Regions from separate parts of the Homo sapiens genome. Here regions 2, 3 and 4 are each linked to region 1. The links are chromatin contacts, found by Hi-C or POLR2A ChIA-PET in ENCODE. All regions are on one chromosome and are shown on one strand. The core of a region is the stretch at or near the end of the contact, and the rest is flanking DNA. Distances in the headings are between cores, read along the strand shown.

Region 1 (3,085 bases), core at 544-3,043:
AAAAATTAGCTGGGCGTGGTGGCGCGTGCCTATAGTCCCAGCTACTCAGGAGGCTGAGGCAGGAGAATCACTTGAACCCGGGAAGCGGAGGCTGCAGTTAGCCGAGATCGCACCACTGCACTACCGCCTGGCGACAGAGAGAGACTCCGTCTCAGAAAAAAAAAAGGAAGGAAAAGCCTCTTGGTCCCAATTTCAAAGTCAATCCCGCATCCCGTTTTTTTTTCCCCAAAAAATCTGAGTCATATCAAACATCTGGTACTCATGAAATTTACTACTTTAAATTCATGGAATTAAAACTGAGCGCCCACAACTGAACAAATATTTTCGGAATTCAACCAGAGATGCTGAATACTAACTTTATCTCCTCTACCACTTACACCTGTAAATGTAGTTTTCTTCCTCGACTTGGGAAAAAAAAAAGCACAGTGAACAAATTTCAGAGTGCAGCTATCACCTCAATAGAACTTGACGAAAAAGGAAAATACATGTTCTTTACCCCCAACAACTTTGTGACAATTTTTAAAAATGGTTTAAAATTGTTTAAATATCTACTAGTGGAAATATCAAACTAAATACTTACACGTCAAATCATTTTTTTTTTAAGGTGACAGGATGTCACTGCGTTGCCCAGGCTAGCGAGCTCAGTGGCCCAACACAGGAGTTTGGAACTCCTGGGCTCAAGGAATCCTCCCTCCTCAGTCTCTCGAGTCGCTGGAACTACAGGCGCGCACCACCGTGTCCGGCCAAATTTTAATTGATTGACTGATTGATTTTATTTTATTTTATTTTTTTCTAGAGATGGGGGTCTCGCTATCTTGTCCAGGCTGGTCTCGAACTCCTGAGACCAAGCGATCCTCCTGCCTTGGCCTCCCAAAGTGCTGGGGATAATAGACGTGTTCCAAGGCGCCTGGCCCCAAATCTTTGTCTTGGTAATGGAATAAAAAGCGGGGTATACAGTTGGCGTGTAGGGCTTAAATCCTCAGATGACGCCAAAGTTTCTAACCAATGATTTCAAACGGCTTCCCATTAACTTCTCATTAACCTAGCGAACAAGAAAGTGACACGCTGAGATTTTGGATCCTTTTTTTTCCGAGGCTCTCCCTCTGGCAGAGAAAGAGGCGCACAAACAAGGGGTGTGGCCCACTGGCAAATCAGTCAGACCATCCCGAATCAGGGACAAACACTGGAAAGCAGAGAGGAAAAAGAAGTTTCGCGTTTCCGCTCCTCGGACTCTGCTCCAGAATTCAGCTTTACCCGTCCGAAGCAGCGGCGTCAGAACAAGCTACTAAACATCACCCGCACCGCCTCCCGGGAGGGGCTGGGTCCCCTCTCGGCTGTGACACCGCCGGGCAGTGGGAGCTGAGCGGGGCCAGCGCCTCTCCCCCGAGGGAAACCCGAGGCCCAGAGGGGCCGAGGGAGCCCGTCACGAAAACTCCAGAAGTTCCTAAGCAGGGACCTGAACCAAAGGTCTCTGCCCACGGCGCGGGATGTAGTGCCGCCGCTCCACTTGAGAAAGGGGTCCCCACACGGGAGTAGGGCGAGGGGGTCGCCTCCCGCCGCCGAAACCAGTCCCTCCCTGAGTCGCCAAGTCCCGAGTCCCGCCCTCTCCCCGCAGGGCTCCCGGAGAGGACCTCCGCCTTCTCGCTTCGCCCCTCCGCCTCGCTCAGGAGGAGACCTGCCACGGCCCTGTCTGACCTGTCGCCGCTGGGACTGAGCCGGCAGCGCGAAGCCTCCATGCCCGCCACCGAGGAAGCCCCCACCACGTACACACTCTTCCCCGCCGTCGCTAGAGTGGCTAGGCTGGCACGCCGCCGCGTCCCGCCTCCTGGCAACCGCGTTCCACACTGTCGCCGCCGCCGATTGGTCCGTGTTCTCGTGGCTCCTGTCTCATTGGCTATTGCCGGGGCCCAACGATGCGGGAGGGTTGCTAAGGGGCGGGAGGCGAGCGGGAGTTAAACGCGCCTGCGCGGGGGTGGGGTGACGCGAGCTAAGGCTTGGTCCTCTGGAGCGCCTCGCGGGGCCGGTACTGAGCGGGAAGACTTTGTTTTTGCCTGGGCCTCGCCCGCCGCGCGGCCAGCAGGCGAGTCCGGTCAGAGGAGTCTCCTATACCGCACCAACCGCCACGCACGCAACGGCTCCTCGCACCCCCGCCATTTTTACCGAGCCCACCCAGAGCGCTTCCCGAGGTCTGCCCTGTGAGGATGTACAGACCTCTGCCGCTTCCCATTCTGGCCCCTGCCCTGATACCAGCGGCCTTCGTGGACCCCCTCTGGTACCCTCTCCACTCCATCAGTCACTCCCAGTGAAACGCATCTTCCATAGGCTGGCCTTGAACTTCAACTGCACAGAACTTAAGCTTCCCCTACTCCAGCCCAAGCTTTTAGGTCATTCCTAGACCTGCTCTACAGACTCCCCTAAAGCACACGAGGGAATCCAGAGACTTTAATTTTTTGAGACAGGGTTTCTCTCTCGCCCAGACTGCAGTGCAGTGGCCCGGTCTCAGCTCACCGCAACCTCCGCCTCCCAGGCTCAAGCGATTCTCCTGCCTCAGCCTGTGGAGTAGCTGGGATTACAGGCAGGGGCCACTACTGCCTGGCTATTTTTCGTATTTTTAGTAGAGATAGGGTTTCACCATGTTGGCCAGACTGGCCTCTTAACTCCCGACCTCAAATGATCCACCCGCCTCAGCCTCCGAAAGTGCTGGGATTACAGGCGTGGGCCCGTCCTGGAGACTCTTTCCATCTACCTTTCTACCTCCTGTGGGCCTTCCTCAAACATCCATAGCCCACCGTGAGAGCCCCTGTCTAAATGTGTACTCTTGTCTCCAATAAATCCCGTCCCCAAATGTCAGTCCCTTTCTCCCTACCGACATGCACATTATAGTCCCTACAAAACATCCTGAGTCCTGACAAGTCACTGCACAAATGGCTTTATGGCGTTCTAAGGTCAAAGTTGTTTCCACATTGGTTTTGAACCTACAAGTTAGTACTTTAGGAGGCACACGCTGAGAGTGGACCGTTACACTGCCTGGGTCAGCGTGCACTCACTGTGTGACCTGTGCATGGTTCATTCTCTGCATCAAACT
Region 2 (3,333 bases), core at 172-2,671, 890 kb after region 1:
GCTGGAGTTTCTCAAAGCTTAGCTGCAATGTACTATCTGAAATCCTATTAACTTTTCATACTGTTACATTAAAAATCCATTAGTCCACCTTGTCCTTGAATGGATCTTTTGCCTGTGCATGATTATGTAGCATGAGACATTGGTCTTTTGGAAAATACTGGACCACTGAGTTAAGCAGATCTTTGAGATATTGACACTTTCCATTATACAAGATTTGTTAAAATTGCGCTCATTAATATCATCACTGATCTCATCAGAAAAAAAAACATTAAGTACTGAGATGTCAAGCTCATGGCAGTAGATACACATTTTCTAAACTTTTAATTCTGGCTTGAAGGCTTAAAAATTATCATTGGCAGCAGTAATTGTCCCTTGTTTTCCTGAAAGTGACAGGCACACTTTATTTATTTTCAGAAAAATGTCTGTCAAGTACCTGTTTGAATAATCATAGTTTGCCCATCTTTCTTTCAAGTAAAAATGTTTTATGAAAATAAAAATAAAAACATGAATTCGGCCTACAACTCAAGCACAGAAGTATTTTCCTAGAGACAAATATGACACACTTCATTTTGCAGCAGACGTGCTTTATGCCTATTTCCTATTTTTTCATGCAGAATGTTAAAAAGAATTGTACCCAAGGATTAAGCTTCAATGAAATTAATAATTCTTACTGCTTATCAAGAACACCATCAGGTGACACTGGCTCTCTACCTTCTTCTTTTTTTTTTTTTCTTTTGTAACTGAGAGTGCAGATTAGTGACGCGTACTTTGACTAGCAATACAGTTTGGTGCCCCTGCCTTGATTGGGTTAAACCACCGGCGCTTTTAACCACCATTGTCTGCAAAACGTCACCACAGTGAACAAGTCAAATAAGTAAGTCTCAGCATTGTCATAAAAGGTTTTGTTTTTTTTTTGACCTTGCAGATCCCCTGAAAGGGTCTCAGAAACTCCCAAAGGGTTCCAGGACCACACCACACTTTGAGAACCACTGGGTGTTAGCGCATTCAGAAATCAATTCAGTTCTCTTTCTCTTCAGAGTTCTTGATGCTCGAGGCTTATTTATTGTGATAGATTTGATCACTGAAGCGCCAAAGAAAAGATATGCCAAGGGGTCGAACACATCCAAGAAGGAAATCCTACCGCACACACAGCTCAAAGGCTCGAGCGCGTAGAAAAACAGCTCTTGGAGAAAGAAACGGGATGCAGAGGGCAGGCCTGGGCTTGTCGTTGCCAGTGGCAACGATCCTCAGTGGGCGGGGCGCGGCCATCGATTAGTGAGGCCTTGCGTCTGTCGGCGGGCAGGAGGGTGGGGGTGACTGGAGCCGGAAGGCCTCCCGGGCCGTGTGGTCGCCGTGGGTTCTCGGTTGCGAGGCAGCTCGCTCGTTCTGCGATCTATTGAGAGTGGCTTCCAAGAGCCCCGTGCCTATGTCTGGGAGGGAGGGAAGATGGCAGCCGTGGCGGCAGGCGGCCTGGTGGGAAAGGGGCGCGACATCAGCCTAGCGGCCCTGCAGCGCCACGACCCCTATATCAACCGCATCGTGGACGTGGCCAGCCAGGTGGCTCTGTACACCTTCGGCCATCGGGCCAACGAGTGGGTGCGTGCGGACGCGGCGGAGCAGTGCAGCCCAGGGTTGGGGTGGAGGCGGGGGGCGTCAGACTCAGGACTTGAGGACCCGGTGAGGGGGAGGAGACGTTGACGCCCTGGAAGTGGGTGGATCTGGGGACTGAGGCCGAAGTTGTGGAGATGGGGTCTCGGGGGTTTGGGGGAAGGAAGGCGGATCTGTGGAGCTACCTGGAGTTGGGGAAAAGACTTAAATCTCTAACGTACCCAACGCTGGGAGACCAGACCGATCGGGTACGGCACCATAAGAGCCGAAGGAAAGGAAGGACCTGATACCTTATGGCCGGAAGACCGATGTGCTCGAGAAAGTAGAGCAGAGTTCTGTTACAGTGAATCTGTGGCTATGGGGGAGGCAGGGACAGCAGACGAATAAAAGTGCAGAGTTCTGATTTTGGAATGTCAGTCTTAGATGGGGCAAAGAGAAATCAAAACTTGATAGAAGGGGAGAAATCTGCAAGTTGTAAACTTAAGGGGAAACACCAAGAAAAGAGCCAACCTCGTCAAATAAAAGACAAAATGGGGCAGGGTCTAACACTTAGAAGGAAGCTGATGCTCTTGGGAAGATTATTACACGGCAGCACACCAAGTTCGATATTGGAGGTCATTTGGGAGCCAAATTATTTTAGTGCTCTTCTCAAAGCAGAGTCCCAGTAAATGGTAATGGAATGAAATTTCATTTTCCTCATAGTTAGAATGGGGTAGAAGCCTAGAACACTGGAATCCTGTTGCAGGGATTGCTGCTTGTAATTTTGTAACCCACCCACTCGAATGTAGAGACATGTAATTTTGTTTCTTTACTCATAATGAGTTTTGTCCAAATAATATTCATCATCCATTATGTATCACATACATGATATCCATCATTTTAAAATAAGTTACAAAACAGTATGGAGAACTTAGCCTTGATGAATGGATTTCAGATAAACTTTTTGTGTTCTTCAAGTCGGTTGTATAAACATCAAAACTTAATCTAGGAAAACATCCATGTTGAACAACTCTGTATTTTTTTTAACACCCACATTCATAAGCCTACTTATCTGCAGTATAGTTCAGCAGCCTGTAGTAAAAAACTCACCTGAAAATCATTAACATAAAAATAAAAAGACAAGCAAGAATGGGGTAGACAAACAGTTTTGCCCAAAGTTCTTAACGGAGGAAATTTGCCGGAATGGGGCAAAGAATTTAGGTCTGCTCTCCTAGTAGCCAAACACAAAAGGAGAACAGGAAGAGCTCTTTAATATTCGTTCTTCTGTAATAGAAAGTGTACCTCTTGATCAGGAGAAAGAGGTTATTTCCCCCTAGTTTCCAGGGGAATTTGTCACCTACTTTTTTTGTTTGTTTTTGTTTGTTTGTTTTTTCGAGGTGTCACCTTCGTTTTTACATAAAGAACATTGAGCAACATAGACAGTTTCCTCCATGGTAATTAAAAATATATAAAAAGATATTCTACATATGGCTATTTTGCTGCTCTGTAGAAAAATGCTAAAGGTATAATGTTATAATCCTGTAAAAGTAATTCCGTAGTAGAGAGATGAGGACCAGGGATGTATAGTTCTGTAAGTTGACTTGACACTGGGATTCGAGTCTGGAGAATCCCAAGAAACTGTCAGTATAAAGAGAGTAGAGCATTTCTCTTGAATAATAGTTGTTTCCTATAGGCTTTTGACCCTTATCAATGTGATAGATACCTTTTTAAGATAGTTACAGATGT
Region 3 (3,025 bases), core at 173-2,672, 980 kb before region 1:
TCACTAAATGACATGGGGGCAACTGGTCAACCATTTGGCAAAAATAATCTCTTAGTAAACTATTTTATTTCCAGGAATTAATTCCAAGAAGTAAATGGACAAATGTGAAGAAATGCCTGTTGAAGGATTTTTTTGGGATAGTGAAAAATAGAAAACCACTCAAACGTCTATTCAGTAGATTATTTCAAATGTGTGTGTCTATTTGTGTGTACGTAGTATACGCATAAGTTATGGAATGCCATGAGTCTACTTTAAAATATGGCCGGGTGCAAGATGGCTCACACCTGTAATCCCAGCACTTTGGGAGGCCAAGGCAGGTGGATCACCTGGGGTCAGGAGTTCGAGACTGGCCTGGCCAACATGGCGAAAACCTGTCTCTACTAAAAATACAAAAATTCGCGGGACGTGGTGGCGCACATCTGTAATCCCAGCTACTCAGGAGCCTGAGGCACGGGAATCGCTTGAACTCGGGAGGCGGAGGTTGCAGTGAGCCAAAATGGCGCCACTGCGCTCCAGCCTGGGCGACAGAGCGAGGTTCTGCCTAAATAAATAAATAAAATGATGAAACAGATTTAAACTTAATGGAATGGAAGGATAGCCACATAATCTTTAAAGTGAAAAAAAAATCAGGTTCTAAATCTATAGGTATTCTTTGATTACATTTTTTTCAATGTGTAGAGGCATAGAAAAGTCCAGAAGGATCTATAATGAGCTGTTTAATTTTCATTTCCTATGGGGTAGATCCTTTGTTGCATGGAAGATTATTTCACTCTGTTAGCTCTCTTTACATCAGTAGGAATACATCCTCATGGTTTTAAACATCTTGAGGGAGCTTTCCTGACACTCTACTCTAGGTAAATATGCTCGCATAGCACTCTCTATTCACCATATTACCTATAAATCATATTGCACTTTTTAACTTTTCTAAACTACTTTTTGCTTTCTTTTCTAGATTATAAAATCTTGAGGGCAGGGATAGTATGTAAAGGTTCCCTTGTGAGCAAATAACCGTCACTTATTGAACTCTGTGTGCCAAATACTGTGCTAAATGCTTTCAATAATCTCACTCATAGGGAGATATTACTACCATCTCCATTTTGAGGATGAAGATATTGAAAGATTATGAAGTTTCTCCCAAATGCCATTGCCAGGCCTGTGTGACTCTTGGTCGTTACACGGTGATCAATAAAAATTTGTTTCATAGGAAAGAAATACAGCCAGCCGTGGCTTTAAGATCACTGGGTGATACAGTTGGACCAGAAACCCTTTAAACTCCTTCGTCAGACACAGACTCGCAAGCCCCGCCCAGGACGACCGCCCGCGCGCGTATGGATAAGCGTGCAGGGGCGGGGCGAGCTTGTAGGAGTGGGGCGGAGACAGATCTGACTGGCCAACGTCGGGCGGAAGTCGGGAGGTTGGGTGGTCTGTAAACGCTGGCTTGTGACAGGGAGGGGGAGGAGGAAGGCCTTCGTAAAGGTTGCATCTCCGTCCCTTCGCTCCCGGGGACCCGCGGGAAAAAAAAAAATCCAACACCCAGGCCCCGCGGCTAGCCCCTTCCCACAGGCTCTCTCCGCTCGATTTTGTCACCGTTATGTGGGAAGCGAATCCAGTGAGTAGCCGGGCGGGACGGGGCGGGCCCAGGGGGCGGGGTTGATGAGAGAGGGGCGGGAGGGGGTCACCGGAACTGCTTCCCCGCGCTCGCTTCAGTCTGGGTGTTGAGTTCCGGGACCGGAGTTCCCGGGCCTTTTGGCTTCTGTAGTCTGTACCTTTTTAAGCAGTGGAAGTGCCTGGGTGGATTCTCCAATGCTTTATTGTTTTCTTGTTACAATTATTTATTTTACTTCCCGTGATGTTTCAGCCTCATCCCTTCACCATTTGTTGTTGTTGTTGTTTTTGAGACGGAGTCTCGCACTGTTGTCCAGGCTGGAGTGCAGTGGCGTGATCTCGGCCCACCGCAACCTCCGTCTCCCGGGTTAAAGCGATTGTCGTGCCTCAGCCTCCCGACTGCCTTCACTGTTTTTTGAAACTTTGTGTTTTGCTTTCTAATTGGAGTAACTGGCCTTGGAACCTGTAGTCAGTCATTTGCCTCAGGTTTACCTGCCAGTCCCACCAGTCTAAAGCAAGGGAATTGGGACCCCCTTGTCTTGAATGGGCCTAAGAGGAGCCATCAGTTCTCCTTTTCCCTTCTTGGTGGACAGTCGTTTAAAACTTGGAGTATGGACTGTATGTTCTTAGATGTTTTCGTTCGGTGGACAAAGTGATCTGGAGCATTTCAACTGCAAGTCTGCCTTCTTCCTTGGCTGACTCTGGTATTTTCATTATGACTTCATGTGTCTTTGTCTACTTTGCTTTTATACATTTATTTATTTAAAGTGCAACGTAGGGGCCGAAAACTTTAGTACCTTTCCTCACCACCCATTGTAAGGATCACAGCCACCACTCCTTAAAACAGAAGATAGGTTAACAAGGTAAAAGCAGAGCAAATCTAATCAAAGTTTTACACCACCAGGCACTTCAGAGACCAGGGAGATCTCTATTTTTATGCGTAGGACCCATGAAGAATAGACAACTGTGTAAAAATGTGACTGGACAAAGGATATACTCTAATGTTAATAAACTGAGGAAGGAAGCCCAGCAAGGTCTGTTTGTTCAGATTCTTCTTGGCCTCTCTGTGTATCATTTCTTCCTCCTACGGAGGAGGAAGGTCCCTTCTGGAATGAGGGTCTTAGCGACCTACTATCAGGCAAGGTAGATTAGAGAATTTCTTTATGGCCAGTTCCTATAGACAATGGCAGGGAAAGCTTAATAGTTCCAGTTTTTATGGCTTGCTTTGTAGGAGAGGGATCCTAGTTTCTATCACTCACCTTGGGGAAGAATTCTGGTTTCTGTGACTCACTTCTGGGACGAAAGATGGGCAGGAGACAGAAGGGCAGGAGATCAGAGGGAGAGACTGCTTCCGAGGCTGCTTCTGAGGCCTTCCAATCTCTTTTAGTTCAAAGTATTCAGCATGCCAAAGTGTCATACT
Region 4 (3,314 bases), core at 609-3,108, 860 kb before region 1:
AAGGACAGTTGCTTTTCTTCCCTATTAAATAGGTGGTTAGACTCAGACACAAGGGAACAGGAAGCAGAATGGCATCAGAGACAAAGATGACTGCATGGAGTTTGGTGAGAAACCATCCTCAAAGCAGCAATTTTTTGGATGAGTCTCAGCCTTTCTGAGCCTCTGTTATTCCAACTGTGAAGTGATACAATTAACAATAACAAAAATTTGATAAGAGCAAATACATTTGGCATTTTTAATGAACCTACTACTATTCTAAGCCCTTTAAAGATACACATTTATTTCGATTCATAGAACACCCCATGATGCAGGAGCTGTTACTATCCACATTGTACTGATGGAGAAAGTTCCAGTAACTTGCCAAGGACGTAGCTGGCAAGTTGGAGCACTGAGATTCAAACCCAGGGCTTTGGCCTCCAGAGTCTGTGCACTAACCACTGTAATACCTCTGAGACTGTAAGGGGCAAATGAATGACAACGCATTGATTTAGAAGTGAAAGGCGATCTAAACGTGCAAGTATTAACACTATTAAAAACAACAATAACAATGGTAGGTACCTCCGATGCCTCTGACCTTATCTCTCTGGTCACAGTTTTCTGCTCTGTAAAATGGGTGGGCAGGCTTTACACTGGATAATCTCTGAGGCCCCTTCCACTTCTCAGATTCTGATAATGAAATGTCCTTCTTTCCTCACATAAGGCTGAGAGAAGGTCAAGCCACCAGCTTGCAGACCTTGGGAGTTGACACAGGGAAGCATACCCAGGACAGAGCCAGAAAAGCCAAGGCACGCAGTAGGGACACACCAGAGGGCAGGCCTCAGAGCCCCTGACAGCCTTCTGAAACTCTGGCAGGGTGGAGGGAGGTTGTGGGCTAGTGGCTGGCTGGGCTGCAAGGAGAAGAAAGGACTCCACAGAGTAATTTATAACAGCTGCTCAGTAAGTGCTAATTTGTTTCTCTCCACCTTGGAATAGGACTTAGCGCGTGTGAGAGGGGGATGCTACTACATAAACCAGTACCAGAAAGATGGGCTTGCCAGGAAAGAACTGGGGCACTCTGCAGGGGCAGTGTCTGGGGAAGGGTTCTCCAAAAAGGTGACATTTCAGAGGGGCCTGGATGGATGAGTAGGATTTCAACAGGCAGAGATGAAAGGGGAGGGTGTTCCAGGCAAAAAGAAGAACTCCCAGCAGCCATGAAGAACAGCTGGTGTTTGGCAACAGCTAGTGTGTCCAGAGCGAAAGTGTTGTGTGTGTGTGAGGGAGAGAGGGTGAGGCTGGAAAATTAGGTTGTGGCCGGAGAGGGCAGGGTGGGCCTTGCCTTGTGCGCTAAGCTGAGGGGTTATCCTGCAGCCGGAGCACCTCGGGAGGCCTTTGAAGATTTACTCAGTGCTTTATTAACAAATACGTATTGGGTTTTTGGTGTTTTGTTTTGTTTTTAACGATTCATGCCCACAGTAGAATATATAGAAGAGTCAGAAAAGTATAAAGAATAAGGATCCCCTTTAGTTTCTGCTCCCAGAGGTAACAGCCGGAGTGACGCCGGGCTGCTGCCGGGTTTTCGGGGGTGCACTCCCAGACACCACCTCTCCAGTGAGCCAGCGAGGGCCGGACTGATGCCCCACCTTGGGAGCCTGAATCGGGGCAAGGGGCCTAGGGAGCAGCGGGACCCCGGAAGCCCGACCAGTCAGGCCGGCTAAGTCGGCAGCCGCCCCGCCCTCGCCACCCAGCCTCCCTGGCGGCCTCAGGTCGCGCCTGCAGGCCCGGACCCCACCGCTTGGCGCGCGCACGTCCCGGAGGGCGTCCAGGGGGCGCCGCTTCCCGTTCAGCTCCGCTGAGGGGCTGGTCCAGCCCGCGCGGCTCGGAGCGGAAAGAGTCGGGCGGAGCAGGCGGCTGCTTGACAGCTGAGAGCCGAGCGGGCGGCGCGGGCAGGTCCACGGGAAGCCTACACGCCCAAGGTAACGTGGAGGAAGGTTGAGGGTGGGCGGCCGGGGCGGCCGGGGGGCGGCGCTTCCTGCCTGCTCCTCCGGCTGCGAAGTGTGAGCGCGTGTCTGCCGCACATGGAACTCGCAGAGGGCCTGGATGGAGGCTGTGTGCCCTTGGGGGGGAACAGCTGGCTCCCCTGCCACCCCCAGGCCTGGCCTGGCCCTTGCTCCCCTCCCTGTCACTCGGTAACGGGACTGGAGGAGAGCCGAGAAGCACTAGGGTTTTGGTCAGGAAAGGACCTTAGGAACCCTCCAGCCTCATCCAGCCTCTTCATTTCACAGATGAGGAAACTGAGGCTCAGAATGGTAAAGTGACTTGCCCAAGGTCTCAAGTCTAAGAACCAAAACTCCTACCTTGCAGGTCAGTGCTACTAGGAGCCCTGGCCACGCAGGCAGCATCCACAACTGTTGCCATGCCGAGAAACAAAGAACCGAGACAGACAGTCAGAAAGACACAGAGAGAGAACCTCCCAGAGCAAAGGAAGGAGGTCAGGAAGTGGGCGGCTGCTGGGGCTTGGCTTCCGCCCTGGCCCCCGCGTGTGCTGGCCTGGCTGTGTGGCTCAGAGGCGTTGTGCTGACTCTGTCCGTGTGTGTGTGTGTCCGTGTGTGTGTGTGTCTGTGTGTGTGTGTCCGTGTGTGTGTGTGTGTGTCCGTGTGTGTGCGAGTGTGTGTCTGTGCACCCATGCATGCACGGGATGCAGCGAATGTACCCTGCCACGTGGGAAAGCCCTCTGAGTTCATTTATCTGTTTACACAGTGTGCTTAGGAACCTGCCCTGTTTGGCTCTGTGGAGGACACCAGGAGTCTCAAAGGAATTCGTTCTGTGTGACTCAAGAGGACAGAAAGAGCCAATCCGTGGGAGTCCCCAGGGTGGTCAGAGGGTCAGGAGGAAGAACCTAACTCATGAGGTGATGGGTTCCTTGTCTCTGGAAGAAAGCAGCATGTACCGAAGAGTCTTTTTATCAAGGATGTGGGCATAGGGATATGAAATCAGAGCAGTTTGCTCCACGTGGAATCAGCATTTTTGTTGAAGGGTCCAGAGTTCATGCCCCTTTTCAGGTGAAATGAATATGTACAACCTCATGGTTTAGTATTTGCCCATAAGAGCTACTTCATGCGCAGTTTTTAAGTGATAAGTGAGAGGCTTCAGGTATGGCTTCCGAGGTCCTGTCACCTCTCGGTTCTATAAGTGAGAGGCTTCAGGTACGGCTTCCGAGGTCCTGTCACCTCTCGGTTCTATACTATAAAGTGTGTAGAGGGAGTTTGGAGGAGGGAGGTTACTTCTGGAAGGAGTGACTCGCAGAGGGCGTCCTGGATGTGGCACTGAGGCCGGGC

What was found. Hi-C counts contacts between places; a loop is a spot of excess contacts on that map. ChIA-PET counts read pairs that join two places held with the same protein, here RNA polymerase II (POLR2A). Pooled maps may share reads with other maps.
Region 2: a loop to region 1 is called in a map of CD8-positive, alpha-beta T cell, with 11 times the contacts of the local background. The contact joins the promoter of DCP1B here to the promoter of TULP3 in region 1. A Hi-C loop is called at or near these places in 3 of 168 maps with a recorded cell type or tissue (CD8-positive, alpha-beta T cell and naive thymus-derived CD4-positive, alpha-beta T cell) and 9 of 50 pooled maps. POLR2A ChIA-PET finds 5 or more read pairs at or near these places in 1 of 52 experiments (AG04450).
Region 3: a map of CD4-positive, alpha-beta T cell shows a loop between it and region 1 (4-fold over the local background). The contact joins the promoter of PARP11 here to the promoter of TULP3 in region 1. A Hi-C loop is called at or near these places in 2 of 168 maps with a recorded cell type or tissue (CD4-positive, alpha-beta T cell and naive thymus-derived CD4-positive, alpha-beta T cell), 1 of 37 single-sample maps with no recorded cell type and 8 of 50 pooled maps.
Region 4: a map of B cell shows a loop between it and region 1 (12-fold over the local background). The contact joins the promoter of CRACR2A here to the promoter of TULP3 in region 1. A Hi-C loop is called at or near these places in 1 of 168 maps with a recorded cell type or tissue (B cell), 2 of 37 single-sample maps with no recorded cell type and 8 of 50 pooled maps.

What each region holds. Positions count from the first base shown.
Region 1 is chr12:2,889,599-2,892,683 of GRCh38, reverse strand. It overlaps TULP3 (TUB like protein 3), which reads right to left and starts at 1,793. Exons shown (of 11, transcript NM_003324.5): 1 at 1,696-1,793. The coding sequence starts at 1,736. RefSeq lists a silencer at 1,898-1,947 and an enhancer at 2,218-2,397.
Region 2 is chr12:2,002,545-2,005,877 of GRCh38, reverse strand. DCP1B (decapping mRNA 1B) reads left to right here and starts at 1,421. Exons shown (of 9, transcript NM_152640.5): 1 at 1,421-1,596. The coding sequence starts at 1,447. It also overlaps a transcript of CACNA1C not described here. RefSeq lists enhancers at 1,146-1,375, 1,700-2,339.
Region 3 is chr12:3,871,796-3,874,820 of GRCh38, reverse strand. It overlaps PARP11 (poly(ADP-ribose) polymerase family member 11), which reads left to right and starts at 1,422. Exons shown (of 8, transcript NM_020367.6): 1 at 1,422-1,609. The coding sequence starts at 1,592. It overlaps PARP11-AS1 (PARP11 antisense RNA 1), which reads right to left. Exons shown (of 2, transcript NR_183432.1): 1 at 2,865-3,025. RefSeq lists enhancers at 1-452, 453-973 and a silencer at 1,645-1,754.
Region 4 is chr12:3,751,653-3,754,966 of GRCh38, reverse strand. It overlaps CRACR2A (calcium release activated channel regulator 2A), which reads left to right and starts at 1,858. Exons shown (of 20, transcript NM_001144958.2): 1 at 1,858-1,952. RefSeq lists a silencer at 1,624-2,123.